5 separate regions of the Mus musculus genome follow, and all the other regions are linked to region 1. The links are chromatin loops, found by intact Hi-C in ENCODE. Cell type or tissue: left cerebral cortex. All regions are shown on one strand. Region 1 overlaps Atp2b4 (ATPase, Ca++ transporting, plasma membrane 4). Region 2 overlaps Gm41954 (a long non-coding RNA gene). Region 3 overlaps Fmod (fibromodulin). Region 4 has its middle 36 kb from the start of Gm28441. Region 5 has its middle 6.9 kb from the start of Gm31515.

Evidence for each region. A loop is a pair of places that touch in the nucleus more often than their neighbours do. Peaks named below come from ENCODE experiments on the same cell type or tissue, not always from the same donor. Only the 100,000 strongest peaks of a DNase experiment are listed, where the experiment ranks them.
Region 2: a loop joins it to region 1, with 2.3 times the contacts of the local background. A loop is called at or near these places in 2 of 42 quality-filtered maps.
Region 3: it touches region 1 in a loop (11-fold over the local background); 37 of 42 quality-filtered maps call a loop at or near these places.
Region 4: it touches region 1 in a loop (2.8-fold over the local background); 13 of 42 quality-filtered maps call a loop at or near these places.
Region 5: it touches region 1 in a loop (6-fold over the local background); 2 of 42 quality-filtered maps call a loop at or near these places.

The regions. Positions count from the first base shown.
Region 1 is chr1:133,734,238-133,739,237 of GRCm38, reverse strand. Atp2b4 (ATPase, Ca++ transporting, plasma membrane 4) reads left to right here. Exons shown (of 20, transcript NM_213616.4): 3 at 1-75; 4 at 575-700; 5 at 1,120-1,248; 6 at 2,587-2,622; 7 at 4,029-4,190. Among named protein-coding and RNA genes, the nearest start is that of Mir6903, 10 kb to the right of the region's middle. In left cerebral cortex, a CTCF peak has its summit at 2,804 (motif pointing left); DNase peaks (open chromatin) are centred at 2,409 and 2,794; H3K27ac peaks cover 532 bases.
Region 2 is chr1:133,838,403-133,843,402 of GRCm38, reverse strand. The region is part of intron 1 of Gm41954 (a long non-coding RNA gene); the gene reads left to right. Among named protein-coding and RNA genes, the nearest start is that of Gm41954, 4.3 kb to the left of the region's middle. In left cerebral cortex, no CTCF peak of the experiment used is centred here; DNase peaks (open chromatin) are centred at 42, 859, 1,778 and 2,749; H3K27ac peaks cover 676 bases.
Region 3 is chr1:134,046,442-134,051,441 of GRCm38, reverse strand. Fmod (fibromodulin) reads right to left here. Exons shown (of 3, transcript NM_021355.4): 3 at 3,162-4,968. The coding sequence ends at 4,817. Among named protein-coding and RNA genes, the nearest start is that of Fmod, 12 kb to the right of the region's middle. In left cerebral cortex, a CTCF peak has its summit at 2,481 (motif pointing right); DNase peaks (open chromatin) are centred at 2,487 and 4,842; H3K4me3 peaks cover 268 bases.
Region 4 is chr1:133,797,174-133,802,173 of GRCm38, reverse strand. It overlaps a transcript of Atp2b4 not described here. Among named protein-coding and RNA genes, the nearest start is that of Gm28441, 36 kb to the left of the region's middle. In left cerebral cortex, no CTCF peak of the experiment used is centred here; DNase peaks (open chromatin) are centred at 256, 1,084 and 2,245; H3K4me3 peaks cover 3,489 bases; H3K27ac peaks cover 1,633 bases.
Region 5 is chr1:133,850,302-133,855,301 of GRCm38, reverse strand. No RefSeq gene overlaps it. Among named protein-coding and RNA genes, the nearest start is that of Gm31515, 6.9 kb to the left of the region's middle. In left cerebral cortex, no CTCF peak of the experiment used is centred here; DNase peaks (open chromatin) are centred at 422, 801 and 1,920; H3K4me3 peaks cover 661 bases; H3K27ac peaks cover 1,365 bases.

The sequences.
Region 1 (5,000 bases):
TTATCCGGAATGGTCAGCTTATCCAACTCCCAGTGGCTGAGATTGTGGTGGGAGATATTGCCCAGATCAAATACGGTGAGAGCACCATGTTTCTCTAGCCAACAACATCCCCCTCCCCAGACATCTGAAGAATAGGTCCATTGACATGAGGAGCTGGGAGTTTCTGAAAGCCTCTGCTAACCCGTCAGTGAGAATTTAAGGGGGTTGTGGGAAGAAATTCTGAAGAAAGCCATAGCCAAAACTCGTCCAAGTCAGACTTTTGTCCTGTATGGCTTAGGAGTAAAAATATGGAATATTTAGGCTACAGGAAGGTGTTGATTCAAGATATGTGTGGCACTAAGGATCAAACCCAGGGCCATTGCAGTATAGGTAAGCCCTCTGCCACAGAGTCCCAACGCAGCTCTAGAGTTATATCCTTTTTACCCCTTTATGTGGAGGCTCTTGACATTCTCATGAGACCATAAGGAGAGCATCCCTAAGGTAGAGTGGAGGAGTTGGATGGAGGTCCGTATGACTATCCCCTACCAAGTCTTACCCGTTCTCCCTTATTGTCACCCTTTCCCTTATGCACTAGGTGACCTGCTGCCTGCAGATGGAATTCTAATCCAGGGAAATGATCTGAAGATTGACGAGAGCTCTCTGACAGGAGAATCAGATCATGTCAAGAAGACTCTGGACAAAGACCCCATGTTGCTCTCGGGTATAGTATCTGGTTGCCCAGGTTTTTATCACAGCCTCTAGATAGTAGGGTCAAGGGTTCGGGGATCTCTTCCCTCTATTGGCTCCAAGCTTTCTTCTTCTCTTGGTTTGAGTCAGAGTAGAAACGTGGTTATTCCTGATGCAGGGATGTCAGTAACCTGAAAGACGTTTTTCATTAAGTGTTACAGGAGTTCTGTTGTTTGAGAGGATGGCATAAAGTTAATATGTTAACCTTAACCTCTGTCTCCTTGGCCTGTTTTAAACAGGCTCATCTAGCTTTTTCTTGCTGCCTACTAAATTAATTACAATCCACAGAGAAAAGGGAGCACCATGCTCTTATGTTTGTATTTCCTAACAGATCACAGCTAAGAACATCAGACAGCACTCATCCCTCTCTGCCTTCTCCTTTCCCTTCTGTAGGGACTCACGTGATGGAAGGTTCTGGACGGATGGTAGTGACTGCTGTGGGGGTCAACTCCCAGACTGGAATCATCTTCACCCTCTTAGGAGCTAGTGAGGAAGAAGATGATGATGACAAGAAGAAGAAAGGTAAGGGGCGTGCCGAATGAGATTCTCTCATCCCTGTGACTGAACTAAAGGTCGGAGAGCAGATCCAGACGGAAGAGCTGTTAGGAAAGTCTGCCGGGACAAAGCAACAGATACCCAGCCTCCTAGGCAAGATGCAAATGTCAGTTGTGAGGCTGGAGAGGTGGCTCGGTAGTTAAGAGCACATATTCTTGCAAAGGACCGGGTTCAGTTTTCAGGCCCCACATTGGCAGCTAACAACCATCTACAGCTCTCTAGTTCCAGGGAATCCTGTGCTTTCTTCTGGCCTGTGTGGACACCAGGCAAACCCATGGTACATAGACATATATGAAGGTACACACACGTGCATACACACACACTCGTCGACCTTGTGTCTCTGAGGAGCACCAATGAAAACCATCGAACCCTGACTCAAATCCCTCAGGTCAGATTGCATTTCCTCAGTCCCTGTGTCTTCGGTAGGTTGTGAGGGGTAGCCCAGCCTGAAAGAGCAGGCAAGAGCTCCAGCCAAACTGCCTCCATGACGTCCTCCTCTTCCCTTCCCTTCTTCCTCAAGGACTGAGGGGTAAAAATGAACTATCCCAGCTAAGAGGGAAGTGACTTAAAGCAAAACATGGATCCCACAGAAACTGTGGGCTCTCCGCTGAAGACAGGCACAGCTGGAAGATAGGGAGCCAAGAGACTATGTTCATCCCGCAATTACCCTAGTCTTGGTCACTCACTTCTTCCTGAGGTAGGAACATCAGGAGAAAGAGACCCAGATGTGAAAGCCAGACTCAGGCCTTTTTTTGAGCATTCCTTCTTCCTGTGGGAAGAAAAGGGTTTCTAGCACTTGGCTGAGAATCATCTGAGGTACTTAGTAGAGAGAAGCTTATGAAAGAGTAACACTCTCTCAGAACCCAACTATTCATTTTTACAGCTGCCCTCAGCTGAACACCTAGAAAGCTTGCCTAGGGCCTGTTGAATTGACCTGAAGATGCATTTTAGGGCCTCGCCACAGACAGCTATCTCCAGCCTCTCTCTCCCTAACTCCCACCCTCATTTTCTCAAGAGCTGTGACTCAAGACAGGAGCATCCTCCCTCCTAGCTGCAGGAGAAGCTCAGGCATGACCGTGTGTGCAGCTGTCTGATGCTTGGCTCCCAGGGATCCATTTGAATCGAGATAGGAAGGATGACTGAGCAGAGACGTGAGCTTCCGTTCCAAGTATCTCCCTGCCCCGCAGACCTCCTCCTTCACTGTCACCCTTCTGTGCTGGGAAAGGACAGAATTGGATATCAGATCATCTCTTTATTCTAGTTACTTTGGGTCTCCACCCCGCTTTTTCTTTCTTGTTCAAACAGGTAAAAAACAAGGAGCCCCTGAAAATCGCAACAAAGGTAACCTCTCCACCCACTCACGTTCCATCTCTACCTGCCACGCTCAAACCAGACCTCTCCAGGCCATCTGCCTCCCTGCCCTCTCCATAATCTGTTATCTGCTGCTGTGGCCCAGTGCCTCATCCTGAGGATGGTGCAGAGATCTGGGGGTGGGCTTCAGGCAGAACAGCAGCACCCTCTGCTGTTAGCTTGAGGAAGCAATGTCCACAATTCTTTGGTACCGATCCGCTCTTCTCAGCGCTGAGCTCTGCTTCACTGTCCGCGGCAGCGGCAGTTTCTGGGTTGGAAGTCACGGTGGAAGGTGTTGGCCAGGCAGTCCCTGCACCCTCCTCTGCTAGCCGCCTCATGGGTGTCTTCTGGTTTGTATTTCTTCTCTGTTCGTCTGCTCTGAGGCTTTGGAAAGAGACATTTCCCTCTGCCTCTCTGCCCACTTCTTTCTTTGTTCTCACCACAGTCTGTTTTGTTCCTCCTGATATGGTTTGTGTTTCTCTTGGTGGCTGTGTCTGCATCCCATCTCCGTCTTGTTTGTGCATCCGACAGAAGAGACCGTAACTCAGGAGGGAGTTCCTAAGCAAACAGTGACGTTGGAGGGGGACGGGGACCAGCAGGAAGTAGTCTTGACATGGCTCCTAAAGTAGTTTTTCCCCCATTACACACATCATAGTATTCTTCAGAAATAAAGTCACCATATTGGATCACCCGGGCTTAAGGAGAAAGAACTTGAATTTCAGGTCTCTTTATTCTTCTTCCAAAGGGGAAATCCTGGGTTTGATGTGCCCGTGCTCTCTGCTTTGCCTTCCTCTGTGTCTTTAGAGCAGCTTCTATTCTTCACCCCACCCCCGCCCCAAAATACTCAACTCAGGTCCTGCTCTGTACCTCCTTCTTCCCTTGTCCTTCAACTTTTATAGAAGCTGAAAAATAACTTTGGTCTTGGGAGGGGTGGGGTGAGCATCTGTCTTTCTTCCCTGATTGGGGGAAGTGGGTTTTAACAGAATAGACTAGGGCCCTTATGTTCTAGAAACATCAGCCCTTTGATCCCTTTCTACAGTAAACATTCCCTGTTTTAAGGTCTGGATTCCAGAGAGGATGCTTAGTAAGGGGATAGATGGCCTCCATGGTGTGATCAATCCCCTTGTTGCTATAAACCTGGCCTGTGGCTCTGAGGGATGCCAGGAAGTTGTGGTAAAGAGAAAATCCAGACCGAGAAGCATCTTCGACCTCATCTCCAGTTGTCAGACATGTCCCAAAGGCCCTAGTGGAGTCCTGTGTCTGGCATGGGTGAGGACCAGTCAGGGGTCTAAGGAACATTCCAGGAAGAGACAGAAGGGCATCTTGCCTTCCACCTGCCTGCCATCCACTGCTATATTCTTGCCTGCTCACTTGCTCTGTCCGTGTGTCTACCCTAGCAAAGACCCAGGATGGAGTGGCCTTGGAAATCCAGCCACTCAACAGCCAAGAGGGGCTCGACAGTGAGGACAAGGAGAAGAAAATAGCCAGGATACCCAAGAAAGAGAAGTCGGTGCTGCAAGGCAAACTCACACGCCTGGCTGTGCAGATCGGGAAGGCGGGTGAGTGGTTAAGCCTGCCTCCCATTGCAGATTTGATGTGATGTCGCCACATGTGCTGGCTGCTTCACCACATCCAGCAGGACTGGCCCTCAGGTGGCTCCTGAGCTCCAGAGAGCTGTATCTTTGGTCACTGTTGGGTTTTGAAGGGAAGAGATTTCCTCCTATGTAGAAAGGTTAATAGCCTGAGGTCTCTTTCATACAAATATTGGGGGGGGGGGCTGTCATGCTAACAGGAAGGAGACCTTAAGAACTTTCAACTGTCCTGGAATCCTTCCAAGGACAGAGTTTGCTTTAGGCAGTTCCCTCCTTAGTTGTGGAATCTTGTGGCCCAGCACAGAGCAATAAATACACAGTAAAGATGTGGAGACCAAGGAAGACTGCTTAGTCTATTCAACTCTATTCACAAGAGGGGTCTTATAGCCAGAGTGACAAGTGGCTTCTCCATCACCCACCCCTACCCTTCCCTCCCATCCTCTGGCCAAGGGGAACAGCAGGAAAAGGAACCTTGTGCAGTGTCCCTTGAGGTGTGGTCTGTCAGTGAGTATTCTGTGACCTCAGACTTCTGCTTGCCACCACCATATTCAGCCTGCTTCTCTGGGCACAATTCTCCAGATGTCCTTGCTAAAGTGCAGACTGCCTTCCGAAAGTCTATGGCGGGGCCTGAGAGCCTCCAAAGATCTGTGATAGACACAACAGCAGCAACCGTTTACAGCCTGCTCCTGAGTAGCCACATGGGTCCAGTAGCTGTCTCACTGGACAGCACCAAGTCAGAGCATTTGAGTATCCCAGAAAGTTCTGGAGGGAGTGTAT
Region 2 (5,000 bases), 100 kb before region 1:
ACCCGCTAGCTAGATATGGAAAAAGCCAGCAGGGTCCCCTTCCTTGGTGTCTGCTCCACACCAAGGTCATGATCTCTGTGGATGTAGTCACAGGACTAGGAGGGTGTTAGGCTGGTTGTTGCTTTAAGTTGTATCATATCTTTAGAAAGTTCTGGATGCTCTGGTAAAGGAATTCTATTAACAAGAGTGGTCTATTCTCTAAGAAGAGTCCTCCAGCTGTCCAGAATTGCTGGATGAGGGTATTGCTCGGATCTGCTGAGCACTGGTATCGAGGGCTCATTTTCCAGGGAGGAGACCTGCTAGAGGGGAGGCAGTTCCACTAATTACAAATAAATGTCTTTGTTCTTAATGAACAATCTGTCTTCTGCCTCCAACTTGGTTCCGTCTCCTGCTTTCTAGGAATGGAGCCCTGAGGTTCTGTGGGGGTGGGGACACCCACTCCTTGCTCTCCTGCCAGTCATAGCCTTTCAAAAAACCTGGGAGCTTGGCCTCTGGTATTCCCTGGGGAAGTTTGTGGGGAGAAAGGCCCTGGAAGCTTCGGGAATAAGAAAAAGAGGGAGATGGAGGAGGGAGATAGCCATCTTGGTAAGAAAGGTGAGGGAGCCTGGCCAAATTCCTGCAGGAAGGAGGAGCTTGAGCCCGCCTCTTGCCTTTCTCCTCTGAGGAGATGTTGTCCCTTCATCTCCCTCCTTCCCAGTGACTCGGGAAGGAGCATTCTGGGACTGGCTCATATTTTATTCTGGGCTACTTTGAGGGGTGCGAGATGGCAGAGAGGGAGAGAGACAGAGATGGGTGGTTAGAGCCTAGTCACTCCCCCTCTCTGGTTCCCACTCTGCCCTCCCCCACTGTGTTTTGAGGTTGCCAAGGAAACCACACAACTGAGCTGTGATCTGCATCTTCTATTTTGTTACACCAACCCACCCCGCAACCGGCAAACTTTGTGAGGCCAAGTCAGTGGGAGTGGTGTCAGAGCCAAGATGATAGGCAAGAAGAGGTGGCTGATGTCCTCCCACACAGCCGTACATGCTACGCATGCATCACACACACACACACACACACACACACACACACACACACACACGCACGCGCGCTTGTACATGCAGATACTCATGCCAATCCCTAAATACTCTCTCTCCAGCACACATATACACACAGCCCTACCTACTGAGTAAAGAAAATGAGAAACAAAATGGGAAAAGCCCCACCCTGCCCATTCCAAGCACAGCATGATCCGCAAGCCTGCATCCTTCTCCCATCTGAGCCTGCTCAGCTACTAGAGCATGGGTGTCACCCAACAGCCCACCTGCTGCTGCACTCCATCCAGGGGAGCCAGCAAAGCAAATCACCCTAGGGATGAATTCTGGGGATCGAGGGGGCAGCAAGCAAGAGAACAATCCAGAAAGTTCCTGTGGGAGTCATCTGTTTGATCCTGAGAAGGGCTCTGAGATTTGCTCAGCCTCACAGCTGCTCCCTGGCATGGCAAGTTCAAGTGCTCTCTGGATGCCACCAGAGAAGGTCACATGAGCTTTGCACTCTCTTTGTGGCTGAGGCACTGAGGACCAACAGCCACTTTCCCCACATCAGCCACAAAGCCGTGTGTGTGTGTGTGTGTGTGTGTGTGTGTGCGCACGCGCGCGCGCGTGCGCACAAGTGCATACACTTACATGTGGGGATGAGCGTGCATGTGGGGACCCGTAGTGAATTTCTAGAATCACCTTCCACCTTACTCATTGAGACACGCTCTCTCAGTCATACCCAGAGTTTAAGGAAATAGCTAATCTTCCTAGACAGCGTGCTCTGGGGATCCCCAGTCTCTGCTCTCTAAAGCTAGAACCACAAGAGGAACACCCTGCCAGCATTTCTGTGGGTTCTGCAAATCCAAATCTTAACCACTGAACCATCTTCCCAGCCCCTGGTGATTGTTTTTCCTGGGAGACCTGAGGTATGGACACCTGAGGAACAGTGAGTGGGAGGGGTCTGAGGTCAAGTACGAGGTCCACACAGCTAGCCTGGGGCAGATACAGTCTGGAAGGCCGGTGTCTGTTTAGAATTAAGTCATAGGACAGGCATAGCAACACATGCTTTTAATCTTGACATTTGTAAGTTAGAAGCAGGAGGATCTCTGTGAATTCCAGGTTAGACTGGCCTACATAATCAGGTCCAGGACAACCAGGGCTAAACAGTGAGGCACTGTCTTAAAATAAAATAAAGTAAAAATAAATAAATAAATAAAAATTAAAAAGGCAAAGAAATCAACTTCAAAACTCAGGAAAGAGATGTTGAAGGGAAGGCACACTTCCATTATGTGGCAGGACTTTGTGATAGGGTTCCAGGCTAGACCAGCCCTCACTACTCACATGCCACCTTCAACAGGTAATTGATGCTCAGGTATGCACCCCCTCCCCCACAGGCCTGATGTGTTGATCCCTAACAAGACATTCTTGTTGGGTTGTCTTACCTCCACACTGGTCTGAGAGTTTCTTTTCGGGGGGGGTCTTAGAATGACCCCTTGCCTGTGTACACCAATCCCTCACCCTAGTGCTCTCTTAGTAAGAACCCAGAAGTGTGTGAGTGAGGGACTGACTGAATGATCTGATCGTGCCTATGTGAGGCTCCTCCCATGGGAGAAGCTCAGTGTATAACCTGTCAAATGCCTGGCTGAGTGGGCTGCACGGGAGTCTCACCATGGAGACAAGGGCTGAGCACCAAGGAGCGAAGCCACGTTCTGACGCTTTTAAGTACTAGAGAGAAAGGCAGTTAGCAAATGACCCTCTCCACGAAAGGCCTGAGAGGCGCATCCTCTAAAAGGCTCTGCACAGAGGGGCCTGCTGGGTGTGCATCCAACAGTAACCACGAGGCTTGCTTCCGTCGCGTTGCTATAAGCCCATAATCATGTGGATTGCGATGCAGCTGCTTTGCAGTCATTAAGTCCTGATGTGAGGGCAATTACACAAAGGCCTGCTGCAGCTACCTGGGCCAGGAGTGGGCTGGAACTTCCTGAAGTGCTCCACCTCCCCTATTGGGAGAAGCATCTAGAAAGGTATAGGAGGGTAGCGAGAACTTCTTAAAATAGACAGGAAGAAACAGAAGGGAGAGAGGGAACCGGTGGGGGCCAAACCTGAGCATGTTGACAGGGTGGGAAAGTGGGTGCAGAGGAGCCACAGGCTGGAATGCAGATCCTGGTAGAGAAACCCAAGGCACAGAAGAATAAAGCCTGCCACCACACCACAGATGGGCAGCTAAGCTGAGCGTGATGCCTGAGTCAGTGAATCCAGCACTTATCACATGACCTCTGCCTGTCCCAGGCTCTGTGTTAGGGCACCAGGGATCTGAAAGCGTAAGACTGAATATACGACACACAAACCCTTGCCTTCCAGGGTACACAGCATAGTGACGGGGGTGTATACAAAAACCACAGCTGTAGACATTGACTTGGTAGATGTATATAATGCAACAAGAACACCATTCAGGGGCTTCCTCAGCCTGGAGGAGTCTGCTGGGCTCTGTGTTGGAGGATGTGCTAGCCAAGGAAAGAAAGCAAAAGGGACACACACACACACACACACACACACACACACACACACAATGGTAGGTGCAAATAGTGAGAAGCCTTGGGCTGATGGGAAAGAGTTCACTGACGCAGACAAAGACAGCAGGAGAGGGGGGAAGAGGGCCAGGGAAGAGAGGGCCACATGCGCTCAGCCAGGGAGTCTGGACTTCAATCCAGAGCTGATGGAGAGTCATTGATAGGTTTTCCTGGGGTGCGATGTGGTGAGACGTATTAGGAATGTCACGCTGACCACTCTACGAGAGGCGAACTGCAGTCAGGGAGAATAATTAAAAGTTGGCTACTGGGGCTAGAGAGATGGCTCAGTGGTTAAGAGCAATGACTGCTCTTCCAGAGGTCCTGAGTTCAATTCCCAGCAACCACATGGTGGCTCACAACCATCTGTAATGGGATCTGATGCCCTCTTCTGGTGTGTCTGAAGATAGCTACAGTGTGCTCATATACATAGAATAAATAATTCTTTTAAAAAAAAGTTGACTACCATTGTCAAAGTGAGAGATGTGTATCCTGCTTTCTGAGATGGGAGGGCAGGGGCCTCATCATGGTTTTAGTAAACAAAAGTTGACAGACACTCCTCAAAAGAAACTATGCAAAGACCAAACTGGAGGCAGAGGCACCCCAGGGCCAAAGAGCTCTGGAGAAGAGAACTTCAGCTGAAGAAGATGCACAGGAAGAGAAAGAGAAGAGACTGGAGGCCACAGAGGCCAACCAGCAGAAGGAAGGGGGAGAAGTAGGGTCATCAGGAGTAGATTGGTCCAGAAATCTATAAAGCTGCCATTGGGGTTGGCAAAAAAGAGGACAAGGGATGATTCTTCTTTAAAATCAAAAATCAAAGCCCACCTCCAGTGACACACTTCCTCCAACAAGGCCACACTTCCTTTTTTTCTTCCTTCCTTCCTTCCTTCCTTCCTTCCTTCCTTTCCTTCCTTCCTTCCTTACTTCCTTCCTTCCTTTCCTTCCTTCCTTCTTTTTCTTTCTTTCTGTTTTTTTATTAAAGATTTATTTATTTATTTTACTTATATGAGTACACTGTAACTGTCTTCAGACACACCAGAAGAGGACATCGGATCCCATTACAGATGGTTGTGAGCCACCATGTGCTTGCTGGGAATTGAACTCAGGACCTCTGGAAGAGCAGTCAGTGCTCTTAACTGCTGAGTCAACTCTCCAGCCTAAGGCCACATCTGCTCTAACAAGGCCACACCTCCTAAACCCTCTCAAGTAGCGCCACTCCCTGATAGCCAAGCATTCAAGAACATGAACCTACAGAGGCCATTCCTATTCAAACTACCACAGGTGTAGTGGCTTATACCTTTAGATGCTGTCACTCAGAAGGCAGAACCAGGCAGATCTCTGTGAGTCTGGTCTACTTAGCAATTTCTAAGCCAGCCTTAGCTACATAGTGAGAACTTGTCAAAAAAAAAAAAGCAAA
Region 3 (5,000 bases), 310 kb before region 1:
TCAGTAGACCTCCACCCCCACCCCGTGCCAATGCAAAGACAAACAGTGCAGGTCTGGTTCATGAGGTTTGGTTGGCTGGTTTTGTTTTTTAAACAGAGTCTCTATAGCCCTGGCTGTCCTGGAACTTACTGTGTAGACAAGGCTGGGCTGGAACTCACAGTGATGTGCCTGACACTTCCTCTCGAGTGCTGAGATTGAAGGCGTGTGCCATCATGCTCAGCTCTCTTGAGGTTTTGAATGTGAACAGGGACTCAAGGAATTTGGACTAGAAGCCATTTGCATTAAAGGATGGCAAAGGTTTTATGTATATTTTTCCCATGTTCTGAAATTTGAAGTGAGGCTAAGGTGAAATGTAATAGATAATTCGGTGGAGGAAATATCAAGATAGCATACGGGCTGTGGCATGGCTGGCTGCTTTGGGGACGGTTTACAGTGAAAATCAGGATTAAAAATAATTTCAGAGCAGAAGGATGCAAGAAGCACATAGTTTAGCCATGGCTGTTTAAGGTTATAGATAAAGAAACTAACTGTTAACAACAACAGTAGAGGAAACTGGGCACTTTGTACTAAGACAATAGGACGGTTCCTCAGGGCGCTGCAGAATTAGTGAGACTTCAAACAGGATTCAGGGTGTAAAACTGCAAACTCATTTGAAAGACTTCTTTAAAGAGAGCATGCCAATGGGGTGCCCTACTCACAAGGGTGTGCCTAAGGGCAGCTTTTCCTGGGTTCAGCTGCCTAGGCACTCAGAGACCTCTGTAGCCATAATCCAAGGAAGCCCAGCTACCACTCAGGCCAGCAGTAGAACTCGGCATTGTATACACCATGCTAGTTTTCTAGGTATGAAGAATGCAAGAGTTTTGGGGTGATGGAGGTTTCCTGCAAGGTTCCAGAGAAAAGTCTGTGTGGCCAGGCGACATGTAGTTATGCTGTGGAAGAGGTCTGGATGTCTAGGCACGAAGCAATGGAGAGAAAGTCTGAGCTGCAATGGAGACCCTGTGATGCTGCAGATGCCAGGAACATAGACTTTCTAAGGAGCATGACTCAAATAAAGAGACCGTATGCACTGCAAGCATTATAAGGACTATGGCCAGGGCAGCTAAAGTCCATTGGAAATCACATCATGTATGCTGTCCTAAATGCTGGGCATGCAGCTACAGGAGTTGACATTCCCCCTGCTGGGAGTTGGTTTTGCCTTAGTTCCAGTTCTCCCCTTACATCCCCATTCCTCTTTTAGGAACAGGATGTTCCCCCTGGACTATAGACTGAAACCGGGCAGCATCCTTTTCACTCACAGGGCCTCATGGCTAGAAGGTTGTCTTGAGTCCCAGGAGAGTCTTTGAACTTTGGTCTTCTGAAAGGTCTTGGGATTGTTAAGACTCTTGAAGTTCGAGTTGAGCAGGGGATGGCACACACCTCAGCACTCAGTGGCAGAGGCAGGTGGATCTCTGAGATGCCAGGCCAGCCTGGTCTACAGAGTGAGTACTAGGATAGTCAGGGCTACACAGAGAAACCATACACACACACACACACACACACACACACACTCATAAATATATACTTATTATATATAATATGATTATATATAAAATATATAATTATATATTTTTTAAAGGCTTTTGAAATTGGGTTAAAACATGTGAGAAGCCCGAAAACCTCTGGAGGCTGGGGGTGGGCTCTAGAGGCTGGGGGTGGGCTCTGGAGGCTGGGGCGGGCTGTGCTGGTTGGGATTGTCCTTCTCAGGCTCCCATTTGAATACTTGTTCTGCAGCTGGCGGTGCTGCTTTGGGAAGCTATGGAACCATCAGGACGTAGAGCCTAGGCAGAGGCAGGTCCTAGGAGTGTGCCTTTGAACGACATATTGCTTCCTGCGTTGCTCTCTGCTTCCTGGTCTGCTGTGATGTGAACAGCCTTTCGCCACACACTCTGTGCCATGAACTGAGTTTCTCCCTCCCGTGGTAGAGTGAGAGCCCATGAAACCAAGAGGCACACTAAATCCTCCCTCTCTTAAGTTGCTTCTATAGGGCATCTGTAGAAGCAATCCCAAAGAATTAGTACAGTTGACGTAGCTGAGTTGCTAACAGTCAAAATTGAAAGGCAGTTGTGGTTTGGGCAGACCCCTCCATAAGTGTCCCTTCCCCTCCCCCTTCTCCAGCACCCCCCCTGGTGCCAGATCTTCAAGACTCGCACATCTCCACATTCCATCATAGAATACTCTCCAGGGCATCGTCAGCTCACTCTGGAGTTGGGGCAGTCAGAATTTGGCGTATATTCATCTCAGCCGCTTCCCTTTTTCCCTGACTGGAAGCCACACGTGCAGCTTCCATCATTTCAAGGCAATGTTAAGTGTTTAGCCTGGCACTTGGCACCAGAAGGGTTTCAAGAGACCCGTTCTGAGAGGAGCAGAGAGTAGGTAGGCGACTCCCTCTCAGGTTTACTTCTTCCAGAACCAAGTGGGTTGTGCATGGTGGTGCAGCGTTCAGTTTCTGACAGGTGCCACTAGAGGGCAGCAGCCATTAAGGCAATAATACCCAGGTTCAGTCAGATCCAGAATTACTCGGTTGACAGGAGAGGAAGAAAAGCATGTAGAATATGTGTGTGTGTGTGTGTGTGTGTGTGTGTGTGTGTGTATTTCTGTGTGTGTTTATTTGCATGTATGTGTGTTTGCCTGTATGTATTTGTGTTTATGTGTTTATATGTTTGTGTATGTTTGTATGTATGTGTTTGTGTGTCTATGTGTTTGTGTGTATATTTATAGGTGTTTGTATGTGTATTGTATATGTTTGCATGTGTATGTTTGTAATGTGTTTGTGTATATGTTTGTTATGTGTCTGTGTGTATGTTTGTATGTGTTTGTGTGTTTGTATGTTTGTTTGCCTGTATGTATTATGTGTTTATAAGTCTTGTTTGTGTGTTTGTGTATGTTTGTATGTGTGTGTTTGTGTGAGTGTGTTTGTGTGTGTTATATGTGTATTTGTGTGTATCTCTGTGTGTCTCTGTGTGTCTTTGTGTGTGTGCGTGTGCAGGACAAATAATGACAATAACAGAAACAAAAATAACAAACAAAACCCAGCCCTCAAACTCCGTTTTTCTTTCTCTTGCGAGACAAAAGGGTGGGTAAATAGTGAGAATAGATCTAGGAGCTTTCATACCACAACACTTGCTAACTTGAGTTTTTATATAGGCTACTCTTTATAAAGAGCTGACACGGTTCAAGGCCTGTGTGTCTAGGTACCCCGAGGCGATGCCGAGGGCTGCCACCAACCATTCCATCCTTGCAGATGCACTTATAAAATAACTTTATTGGTTAGGTTGGCCGCCATTCATGCTTGCTTCATGCTGAGGGCTCTTCAGAGGCAGGATGGTGATACATGCAGGTGCTTCCCAAGAACCCTGGCCAGGGCAGCCTTGCTCCGCAGGTGGCACTCCCCGGTTGAAACAAGCTGGTTTGGCTTTTGTGGATTGCAGTTCTGGAACCCGTAGCACAGTCTAAGCACCCCGCCCCACCCTGTCCTTTCCAGAGAAGCTTGCTCCCAAGTGCACACAGAGTCAGGGGTCTAAGGCAGGGACCCACCTCAGGCTAGCATCTTACAACTGCTTCTTGCCACTCGCTACCCTGGTGGCTCTATCCCAGTGGGGTCTAGAAGAAGCTGTTGGTTGTACCTAGGCAATATCACCTTTAAAAAGGAGAAGATGGGGCTGTTCTTAGACAAACTACAAATCACAGGCACCACTGGGCATAAGGCGGACTGCATAGTGTGAATGCAGAGGAAGCCAGGTCTAGTGTCGGCAGGACTTGGGCCTGGCAGGGCTTCTTGCACCCCAGTGAGCATCTCCACAGGGCTGGTTCCTGATGCTCTAGCATTATGGACAAACGAGCTATTGAGATCACCCCCTAGTCTGGGTTAGTGGGTAGGTCCTCGGCGGGTGGAGTCTGCCTCTGCCATTTGCGTAACAACCCTTCATACTAGACCAAAGGATGAGCAGAGGCTCTTTCTCATGTTTTGAAAACCACGCTTGCCCCTTCGATACTAAAAGCCCAAGAAGGGGTGCAGATCATGTTGTGTCAGATGAAACTGGAAAGGGGGCTGCCCCTTCAGTTCTGCTATCCTGAGGTGTGTCTCTTCCCCATCTTACTATGGATACTGATAATGACCACTGGACACTTCCCTCCTCTGATAGATCCTCCATTATAGAGTCGGTTATCCCCTATGTTAACAGCTCATCATTATGGTGTTCAATATGGTGACTTTAAACAGGTGAGGTGGGGGTAAGTGTGTGATTTTAGCCATCCGTTTAGCCTCAGATAAGAGTGTGCCCTTAGGGTGTGGGTGTCTCCTGACTGCCTAAGACATTAGAAGAGGCCCCAGTGAAAGAGGGCAGAGAGGGTGAGCTGGGGCTGGGAGGAGGTGACTGGGCAAGAGGTGTGTTGTGATGTTTTGAGGAGCAAAGAGCAGGAGCCCAGAGCAACTGCAGAAGCAGCTGGCCATGCTGTTGAGCACAGCTCAAAAAAGGTCAAATTGGAACTGGTTATATGCTACTGTCCAAGCAAGAAGATTTTGGGGCTAGACTCTATAGCTATATTTCTTTTACCACCAAATTCATCCCCCTGCAGAAACTGGCCTGGCCCCTGATCCCACCTAACTCTGCCTGTTGGAAGGAGATTGAATAAGATCCTGTGGACTTCTGTCACATGCGTGTCCCAGACCATCCAGCAAAAGCCAAACATGCAGCGGGGTGGCAGGGCATGTACCCCGAGCCCGGTGCACGGTGCACGGTACTCGGAGCCCGGAGCCAGGAGCCCAAGGCGAGGCCCCTCAGATCTCGATGAGGTTGGCGAGGCGCAGGCAGAGTGGGGCGTCCACCGGCATTGCGCTGCGCTTGATCTCGTTCCCATCCAGGCGTAGCACCTGCAGCTTGGAGAAGTTCATGACGTCCACCACCGTGCAGAAGCTGCTGATGGAGAACTCTGGCGGGACAAAAAGGGAGGGCGGGTGGGAG
Region 4 (5,000 bases), 63 kb before region 1:
TGGCTTAGCTGTGGGGGCCTTTTTGAAGCTTGATGAATAGGTTTGAAGCTATGATAATCCCGTTCTCCACTATAACCTGTGAGGTTACGTTAGCCTGCCTTTCATAAGCATATATATAAACAGGAGTGAGTGTGCCTGCCGAGGTGGGTGTGGGAATGTATCAGTCAATGAAGATATGTTGTGTGAGCCAGCTGATGGTGCATGTTAGTACTTGAAAGGCATAAGGTTCCATGCAAAAGCTATGGGTGATACTGTTGCACAATGCTGGCAGGTGGGTGGCACGGGGGTGTGGTTAACAGTTTATAGGCTATGTCTAAGTGGGTATGAATGTCTCAGTGCATACAGTCTAGGATGGAAATGTGTGACATAGTGTGCTACAGTGGGGAGGAAAAGCTCGTGGGCACTGGAATGGGTCTGACCTGCCCTTGAATCCTAGCTGTCATTAACCAGATTAACTTTGGGCAAGTCACTCAATCTTTTAAGTTCCCCAACCATGAAATAAGGACTAAGTAATGAGACTGCCAGGACAACTAGAAACAATATTGTAGATGCAAAAGTTTGGGTGTGCAACCAATACATAGGCAAGAAGCTGGTCTGTACCCTGTGGCCATGCCTTTGGTTGGGTACACAGGCAAGAGAGAGCAGTCTGTGATCTGTGTGTGAAAGGGTGTGGAGGCACTCTGAGCAATAGTCTGCCAGTGAACTCCCAGTTCAGACGGGGTCAGTAGGGCGAATGCCCACAGCTTCCTCAGGTTTCTGGGGCCTGGGTCTAATTCAGTCAGAGATCGAGAGACCTGGAGGAGCTGCAGGAAGCAGAAAGGCTTGCAGACACTTCCTTTATTTCCCCTCCACATAGCAACGGTTGAAGACCGCTGCCCACATCCACTCCCACCTCCACCCACACACAGTCCTGCTCTGCTCCTGTCAACAAGTAAGAAACAGCGCAGGAGGAAAGCCAAGAAGATAGAGGATTCCCCATAGCCTTCCCCATTCCGCCTTAAGACCCGAACGTGTAGCATCATCCCGCCGCGCCTTGTACTTGGGCCACCTTAAGAGCTGAGCAATGCTCTGGCCTTTCGCCAAGCCCCACCCCCGCTGGCTCGCGCTCCGCCCCTTTCTCCTCCTGCTCTGCTGGGGGAGAGAGCTGGGGAGCCCCAGTCTGGCCGGAGTTGGCTGGAGCTGTTGCCATGACAAGCATTTTCTTAAGACAGCTCTGCTGTTGAGACTGTCCTAGGCTGGGGGGTGGGGTGGGGGCACGAACTTCTTGGGGGTCCATCCCTCCGAAGACAGCGAGATCAGACACCCGCCCAGCTCCCTGCACCCATTTTCTCCCAGGGACGGTCCTTCGCGTGGAAAGGTTGGGGAAGAAGACCCAGCCCACTCCCCCCAGCTGAAAGGCCAGAGCGCAAAGCCAGCATCACTAGGTGGTTTGCCACACTGGGGAGAGCGGTGGGTGGCCACCCCACCCTACTCGGTCCATGGAAACACGGAGGGACGGTCCCGCTCGGAGACACCTGGATCTTTGCTAGAAAGAGAGGTAGGCTTGAAGAGAATGAATTGGCTCGGGGTTTGCAAACTTTGTTTCTTTCTTGCCTCTCAACGGCTTTTCAAAGATCCCGAATTTCCTCAAGCTAGCAAATTCTGGGAGGGGTGGAATGTCAGAATGGGAGAGAGAGGTGTGTGTGTGTGTGGAGGAAGATGGAGAGTGATTTCTTCAACATTATATTTCTTCCCTGGGTTCCGAAGAATTAATCAAACAAGTGATTTTTTTTTTTTTTGCGTTTTCCTCTGGATCGTGGGATTGGGGGGGGGGGCGGGAATGGAGGGAGTGCCTATTTCGCACCCAAATTAAGCTCTTGGAAGAAGTATTTATTCCAGCCGACCTCCCTCCCCGCTCCTGCCCTCCCCCTCCCCCTTGGCTTGGGAACCAGCCGCAGAATGGAAAACTGTTGCGGAAAAAAAATATTTTCCGCGTCTGTTCCCTTTCTCGAAAGCCCCAAAGAGAGATAGGGGAGCGAAACAGATCCAAATAAATCTTAAGCGGGAAGGAAGGCCTTGGGGGCCAGGGAGGGGGCACCCTGGGGCCATGGTGGAGATGGGCTAGGAGAAGTTGGAGGGTGGGAACCAGGAGTACACAAATTCAATTTCTTTGGCTTTGCATAGAAACCTCAGCAGTTTCTCTCTGAGGCTTACAAAACATCCTCAGACTTTGACGTCTATAATTAGCTGTGGAAAAAGCTGGGAGTTCCCTCGCACTGCTGTTGTTTGAGTGAGTGTAAGCGTCCAGAACCAACTGTATGAGTGTCTCTGAGGGCACCGCCCCACGCATCTCTGCGTCTATAGGGAATGCAGGAGAAGGGACTTGAAAAGTTTTCAGTTTCAAGCCCCAGGCTGTGGGGCTTGTTGGCTTGGGCCGCTGACCCTTGAGAGGGTCCTTGAACAGGTCCCATAAGAGGTTACCATTAAGGCTGAGATTGCCTCCCACCCTTTCCTCTCTCCCTGTCTTGGACCTGGGGGCCACTTGACATCTTTTCCCAAGATGAGTTGAACCCTGCTCTCTGGTCCACCCTAGAAAGAGTGCCTCCTTGCTTCTTTTCCAGCTGGGTGGAAGAGATGGAAGGACACCCCCCCCCCCATTCCCCGATAAATCCTGGGAGCAGAGACAGGCAGCCCTGGCTAGAGCCTCCTCCTTCCAGGGCACTCCTACAGGACTCACAATCCCCTCCAGACCCCGTGCCAGCATGTGCTGGCCAGGGAGGGTGGGTTCTGTGTCAGATGGAGAATCAGGCAGTCACTGTGATACCAAGAGGGGAGAGGGGACTGAAGGGAGGGAAAAGAAGTCCCTATTCTGCAGACCAACTATCTCCTCCTCCAGTTGGGGTGTCTGGCAGGGAGTCTTCAGATCCACCTGCTCTCCCCCCCCAGCTCCTCCTATTCCTGGTTCTTCCTAACTAGAGACCCTTTCCTGTAACCCCACCCCCACCCCCTTGCTCTGGGTCCTCCTTATCTGGAAGGGAGAAGACCAGGGTTGTTCCAGGCAGGGATCAGCATGGAAAGGGGCCTAGGGGAAAGGGGAGATTTCACAAGAGGGCCCTATGAATCAGGCAAGCTAGCTAAGCCAGCTACCTGTCTGGGTTATGAGAAAAAGCCTTGCAGAGACCCTGGGAAAGAGACAGAGGCTAGGAGAGTTTAAGGGTAACCAGGAAAGCCTCAAGAGTACGCCTTCATTTGGAGTGTTTGGTGATGGCTCAGACTGTACCTCTCTGCCACTGTAACCTAATTGTATTTCCAGCCCCAGGAAGAATTGATGTCCTTATTCTATAGGAAGGGGAGGAGAGAATCCTGGGGGCAGACACTGGTAGACAAGGATGGCTGCTTCCTGAAATGCCTGCTTAGATAAGCGCACTAGGGCACCTGCTCTAGTGGTCTTGTGTCCTGCCTCTAGGGCAGCTGTGGTGACTGCTTTTCAGGCCAGCTGTTGCTCCCAGCTGTGCAACCGGGAGGGGCTGGGAATATTGATTCAGAATTTGGGCCCCCTCACCTCTAGCTGCCTCTGTGGCCCGCCCTATTGTCAGCCTGTCAGCAGCTGGCTCCACCCTCCTGCCTGGTTCTGCCCTCTGAGTACTCCCTCAGGAGAAAGGGCTTAGAAGGAGTAGAGGCTTCTGGCCTTCCAGTCCCTGCCGGTCCCTCATTCCCTTCCCCTTCCATTTTCCATCTCTGTGTCCCTGGATCCAAGGTCAAGTTGAAGGAGCTTAGTTTGTCTCACCCCTCACATTCCCAGCTTCTAGCACAGTGCTGAGACATACAGAGGCACTCAGTCAACACTTGTGAGAAGAAAAGGGCAGCTTAATTTCTTAAAAAACATCTGGGAGGGAGGGTGCATCTGGAGGTCAGAGGACAATGTGTTCTCTTCTGTATGATGTGGGTCCAGGGCACCCACACTCAGGTCAGGAGAGGCTTCGAGGGAGGGGACCTTATCTACAGGTCCATCTTGCTAGTCCCGAGGGGTGGAGTGTTAGCATGCGGAGAGTCAGTTGCATGCGAGGTATCAGAAGGGGCCCCTGGTTTGCCCTCTGTTCTATAGCTTCTCCTTGTTCTGGGAACCCTGCTCACTACCGAGACAGTGGGAAGGAGTGGCTGAGTCAGATTTGTCACACAGCTATGGTCTTTGATGTCTGAAGAGAGTCAGAAAGAGGGTACTAAGTGAGCACACACATCCCACCCCACCCCCCTTGCACCCCTGAACTAGAAGAGTCAGAATCTACCCAAGGCTTGCTGCTGGGTAGAGTAAGGTCCCTGAGCAGGAACAGCAGGGGCCTGACTTATGTCACACTCTCAGTTTCTATAAGATCTAGAGAGGAAGGGGGACCTAGGCTAGCTCTTCCCCAGCCTTGCCTGTCAGCAGCTCAGACTGCCAGCTGAGACTACTAAGTTGACTCCTCTCGGTACCCATGGTTCTTTGCTCTTTATTCAGTGTTCTGGGCCTCAGGACCACCCCTCCCCCCACCCCTCATTAAGATCTACCAAACTTTGAAAGGAGATGGAGAGTTTGTTTATTTGGGGTGCCTAGGAGCCCAAGAAGCTTGATACTACCTTACAGGTGATGGGCCCCACCCTGAGCCTGCCCTTTCCTAGAAGGGTATCTGCCAGGCCATCTGTGTTCCTTCCCTGCAAGTGCCTCCCAGAGATGCCACCCACCCAGCCCATTGCCTGATCCTCTCATCCATCCCCCTTTCCAGGAGAAGTAGGATGAAGAGGATAGGGTGGGGCAGGTACTCTCTAGGTGCATTCTTACTGGACTAACAGCATTTCTCCACTCTTTTCCCCCTCTAGAAAATAGATGGTATACACGTCATTCTAAATTGACACAGGATCATACATATTTTTGTTCTATTCAAATATAGACTATTTATCATTTCCTTGCGGTGGGGAAGAAAAGAGCAATTCAAAGGTGATTTCTTGTACATGAACAGCACACTATCATTTTCTCCAGTCCTATC
Region 5 (5,000 bases), 120 kb before region 1:
TGCAAGCATCCAGAAAAGCGAAGCATGCAAGTCAGGACCAGGAGAAAGAAGAGAAGCAGAGCTCAAAAAAAAAAAAAAAAAAAAAAAAAAAAAAGCAAACAAACAAACCCTAGAAGGTGAATCGGGGTTGGACCAGCTGAGTGGGTGGGAACCAGAGACATGGGAGGGTCCGGGCTACCTCCGAGGTGCACGCTGATGTTTTGTTTTGTTTTTGTTGTGTTTTGTTTTGTTTTTCTGTCAGAGGACTGAAAGCCAGGGAGGAGGAGGCTACCAGGGAAACAGAGGGAAGGGCAGGTTTTGTTTTTTTTTTTTTTTTTAACAGCCAAATAGAGCTGTTAGGCGCCACTCAGGCTGAGAAGCGCCGGGATTGGTGGTTCCGCAGCTCCAGCTGCTTTCAAACGCAGGCAGCATCCTGCAGCCTCCAGAGGACTTAATTCAATTCAACAAATGCTATTGAGCACCTACTCCTAACAGGGGAAGGGAAGCGAGAGGTCCGACAATTATTGACTACTTAAACTGTGTTAGCAGAGTGTTAAGTGCATTTATAGGTCAGCTCATCTCCAGCCACAGTTGCCTCAAGAACGCGCCATTTACCTGCAGGGATCTGAGAGAGTGAGCGTCATTGTATCCTGGTGTGAAGGGTAGTGGCAGTTCGAAGGTTCCCTCTCTCTAAGGGGAGTTGTTGCACAACGAAATCAGAAGGTTGCAAGTGACTGGTGTACAATTATTTTTAAGCAACACTGGGAGTGCTTTGGCTTCCTTAACTAGAAAGCTCACAAGTCAGCCGATGCCAGGCTCAGCTCCAGCCAGCACTCTAGTGTGCTGACATTTCTCCCACTTGCTCATAAATGAGTAAGTCCTTCAGCTCCTTAACTAAAGCTCATCTTGGCTCCTAGAGAAGGCTGTGTGGATTGACGGCTTTGGAATCCCACAGCCTGGGTTCAAATCTCGGCTCCAGGAACCTTCTTGGGTGGGTGGTGTTAAAGCTCATTGCTTAACCCTTTCTTCTCCTGCTTGGTTTTCTTCATCCCTGGGTTGGAGTCAATCACTTGTCTCAGTCAAACACAGGAACCTTGGGATTCATTCTTGGAGGCCCAGGGGAAGTTCCTCACCTTGTAAAGTGGGGAGAGGAATCTCACATTCTCACCTTAGAACTTACTCTCTGGTGTTATGCAAACCTGGGAATGGGATGCAGGCCTCAGCCCCCCACGTCCCCTTCTGTGAAGTGGCTACAATAGTCAGCTCACTTCAGAGGGCCTCTGTGGTGAATAAACCAGAGCCTCCACACAATGTGTTTCTAACGGAGTCTAGCCCAAAGTCAGCATCCCAGCATGTCAACTATAATTCTATCTCTGCTCTTTTTAGAGTGAGCTTTCTTCTCTTCCGTAGTATAGCCCTTCCTCCGGGTAGAGAGAGATGGACAGAGGACTCCCTTGTTATAATATCCTTATAGCTTCCAGACCCCAGAAGACTGTTCTCTGTCCGTGAAAGTCTCAACTCTCCAAGCAGACTGGTCAGTTCTAGATAGGTAAGTGCTTGTCCCTGCAGCCCTTTCTGAAGTCAGAGGATGGAGAATTCTCACTAGCCAGCCTCATCTACAGTCCCACTCTGTGGGGATGGGGGCAAGACACCACAATTTATAGCTCTATTTGGGCCATAGAGAAGTTGGAGGATTCCTTAAAGAGGAGATGCCGCTGGGTATGATGGCACAGACCTGCAAATCCCAGCTACTCAGGAGACTGAGGCAGGGGATCCAGAATTCCAGGACAGCCTGGGACATATAGCAAGGCTCTGTCTCCAAGTGAGGCTGGGTTAGGGATGCTGTGAAGATGGAATAACACATGCTCACCACTCTGTTTGAAAACACAGAACAGGGAGTGAGGAAGGTAGAGCCTCCTCTCTGTGGAAATGTACATCGAAGAGAAGATGAGGACATCTACCTTGGCCAGCAGCTACAGTGGGAGCCTGTGAGTCACATCTGACTCGGGATTACTGCAACTGCTGTGAAGCTGGTCTGTGGGGCATGGTGAAGATCACACAGACCCATTCACCATGACCAGCTATGTTGGGGAGAAAAGGAGCTGCTGGCCCAACCGAAGAGGGTATGTGCTGGCTAGTTTTTATGTCAACCTGAGACAACATAGAGTCATTTGGGAAGAAAGAACTTTAGTTGAGAAAATGCCCTTACCAAGATGCTCTGTAGACAAGCCTATGGGACATTTTCTTGATTAATGACAAATGTGAGTGGGCCCATCCTACACTGGTTGTTGCCATTCCCTGAGTGGACCAGTCCTAGATAAGAAAGCACACCCAGCTGCTGGCACATGCCTTTAATGCCAGCATGTGGGAGGCAGAGGCAGGCGAATCTCTGAATTAGAGGCTAGCCTTGTCTACAGTAGAAGTTCCAGGTCAGCTAAGGCTGAGACAGAGAAACCCTGTCTTGTAAACCAAACCAACCCCCCAACTCCCACCCCCAACCCCCCCCCCAAAATAAAACAACTCAAAACAAAGCCTGGAGAACAAACCAGTGAGCAGCCCTCCTCCTGGCCTCTGCCTGGATTTCCTGAACTACAACAAGCACTAAGATGAAATAAACTCTTTCCTCACCAAGTTGCTTTTTAATCACAGCAATAGAGACACTAACTAAGAATAAAATCAGAGCCAGAAAGTAGACTGTGACTGTTTGGAGGAGGGTTGTGGAAGGACTTTGGAATTCGGTCTAGAAAATCCACTGAGTACTCCGAGCTTAGTGAGCTACTGTGGGAACTGAGGAGATAATGCTAAGGTAAGAGCAAGGCAGATGGTAGAGCCCTGGCTTGTGGAGTTTCAAGGGGCTGCAGGGGCTTCTGGAGTGACATTTTGAATTACAATACCATGGTTCTAGTCAGCTGAGGCTGAAAATCAGCTGTGATTAACAAGAGACCAGAGCCATTAACGTGAAACCTTTGCTTTGTTGGAACAGTTGATGCTGGCCAGCTGCGGCTGGTTAAGAAGAGATCAGCATCACTGCGGTCCATGAAGTGGGTCCATGAAGCCGCCAGCATGAAGTGCACCTCATGCTGGCAGCTGAATTTGGTGGTGTAAGAGTCACCCACGTGGTACTGGTTTTGAAGGCATGAAAGGATCATGGAGAACAGCTTAGCCTTGGCACTGCGTGGCAGGGCTGGAGTCCCAGAGAGAGCCCAAGTGAGGCTACTGATGAAGAGGAAGGCCAGTTGTAGTGGAGACCCAGGCATTTTAGAGATGCCAGTACCTTGTTGGATCAGGCCTGAGCCTATAAGACAAGCTGTATGTGTGTATGACTGCTGCCAAGACCCTTTGGGACTCAGAGAGTCATGAATGGGTCCCAGACACCAAGCACTGAACTTTATACATTGTTGACTGCTGGGTTTGCTTTGATTTCGTTATGACTATGTTATGATTTTTTTTCCTTCTTAGAATAAGAAAGTATGTAACTCATTTTTGATCTTACAGGAGGCCATAGTTGAGAGACTTTGAACTTTTGAAGAGACTTTGGATAATTTAGAGAGGCTTTTGAGCTTTGGAAGAGACTCTGGGTGTTTTAAGAGATAGGACCTTTAAAGCTTGAATTTTTAAAGACTATGAACCTTTTAAAAGTTGGATTGTGGAGCTGCAGAAATGGCTCAGCTGCTCTTACAGAGAACCTACATGGTAGCTCACAACTGCTTGTAACTCCAGTTCCAGGGGCCTTGATGCCCTCTTCTGACCTCCAGTGACCTCTGAACAGACATGGTGCACATACATACACTCAAGTGCGTGCGCACGTGCGCGCGCGCACACACACACACACACACACACACACACACAGACACACACACAGTGGTAGTTTGAATATGTTGAATATGCTTGGCCCAAGGATTGGCACTATTAGGAGGCATGGCCTTGTTGAGGAAGTATGTCACTGTGAGTGTGGGCTTTCAGACCCTCATCCTAGCTGCCAGAGGACTGACTAATCCTGGCTTCTTATGGATGAAGATGTAGAACTCTCAGCTCCTCCTGCACCATGCCTGCCTAGACGCTGCCATATTTCCTGCCTTGATGATAATGGACTGAACTTCTGAACCTGTCAGTCAGCCCCAATTAAATGTTGTCCTTTATAAGAGTTGCCTTGGTCATGGTGTCTGTTCACAGCAGTAAAAGCCAAACCAAGACAATAAATCACCTTTTAAATTTGGAATGTTTTATATTGTGGTGTTAATATTAATATGAGATCTTAAGAGTCAACAAGAAAGGAGAGGTTGTAGTTTAACAGTGATGTGCTTGTGTGTCAAGTTGACAAAGGGTCAATTCTGCCAGCTGCTTTTAATGTCATCTTAACATAAGTTAGAGTCATTTGGAAAGAAAGAATTCCAGCTGAGAAAATGCTCCCACCAAATTGGCCTGTGGTGCATTCTTGATTAATGATTGATGTGGGTGGACCCATACCACAGTGGGCAATGCTATTCCTGGGTGGGTGGTTCTGGTGGGTGAAGCCATGGAGAGCAAGCTAGTGAGCAGTCCTCCTTTGTAGTCTCTTCTTCAGTTCCTGCCTCCAGGTTCCTGACTCCAGTTCCCAGACTGACTTCGTAGGCTACAAGTTAGAAGACGAAACAAACCTTTCCTCCCCAAGAGGCTTTTGGTCATGGTGTTCCACCGCAGCAATAGAAACCTTAGCTAAGACAGGCTTTTATAAAACATAATCTGCAGAAGGAAGCGAGCGCAACAGCACACTCAAAATGCAGGTTGAAGTGAAGGAGTGTCCAGTAATTGTCCCAGAAAATGAGCAGTGATGGATAGATATTGAATTATCAAGACTGGGAGCAAGGTACTTACAGAGCTGAGGAGCACCATGAGTCAGATGCTGACACCACTTACGAGTCCTGCAGTTGGGAGAACTGTCATCCAGGAAGGGACAAGCCAGCAGCGTAAGCAGGCAACCTGATGGCAAAAGAAATCTAAAGAAAGCCCCTTCGTCCTTGATCTCCCAAACCCTCCAGAGA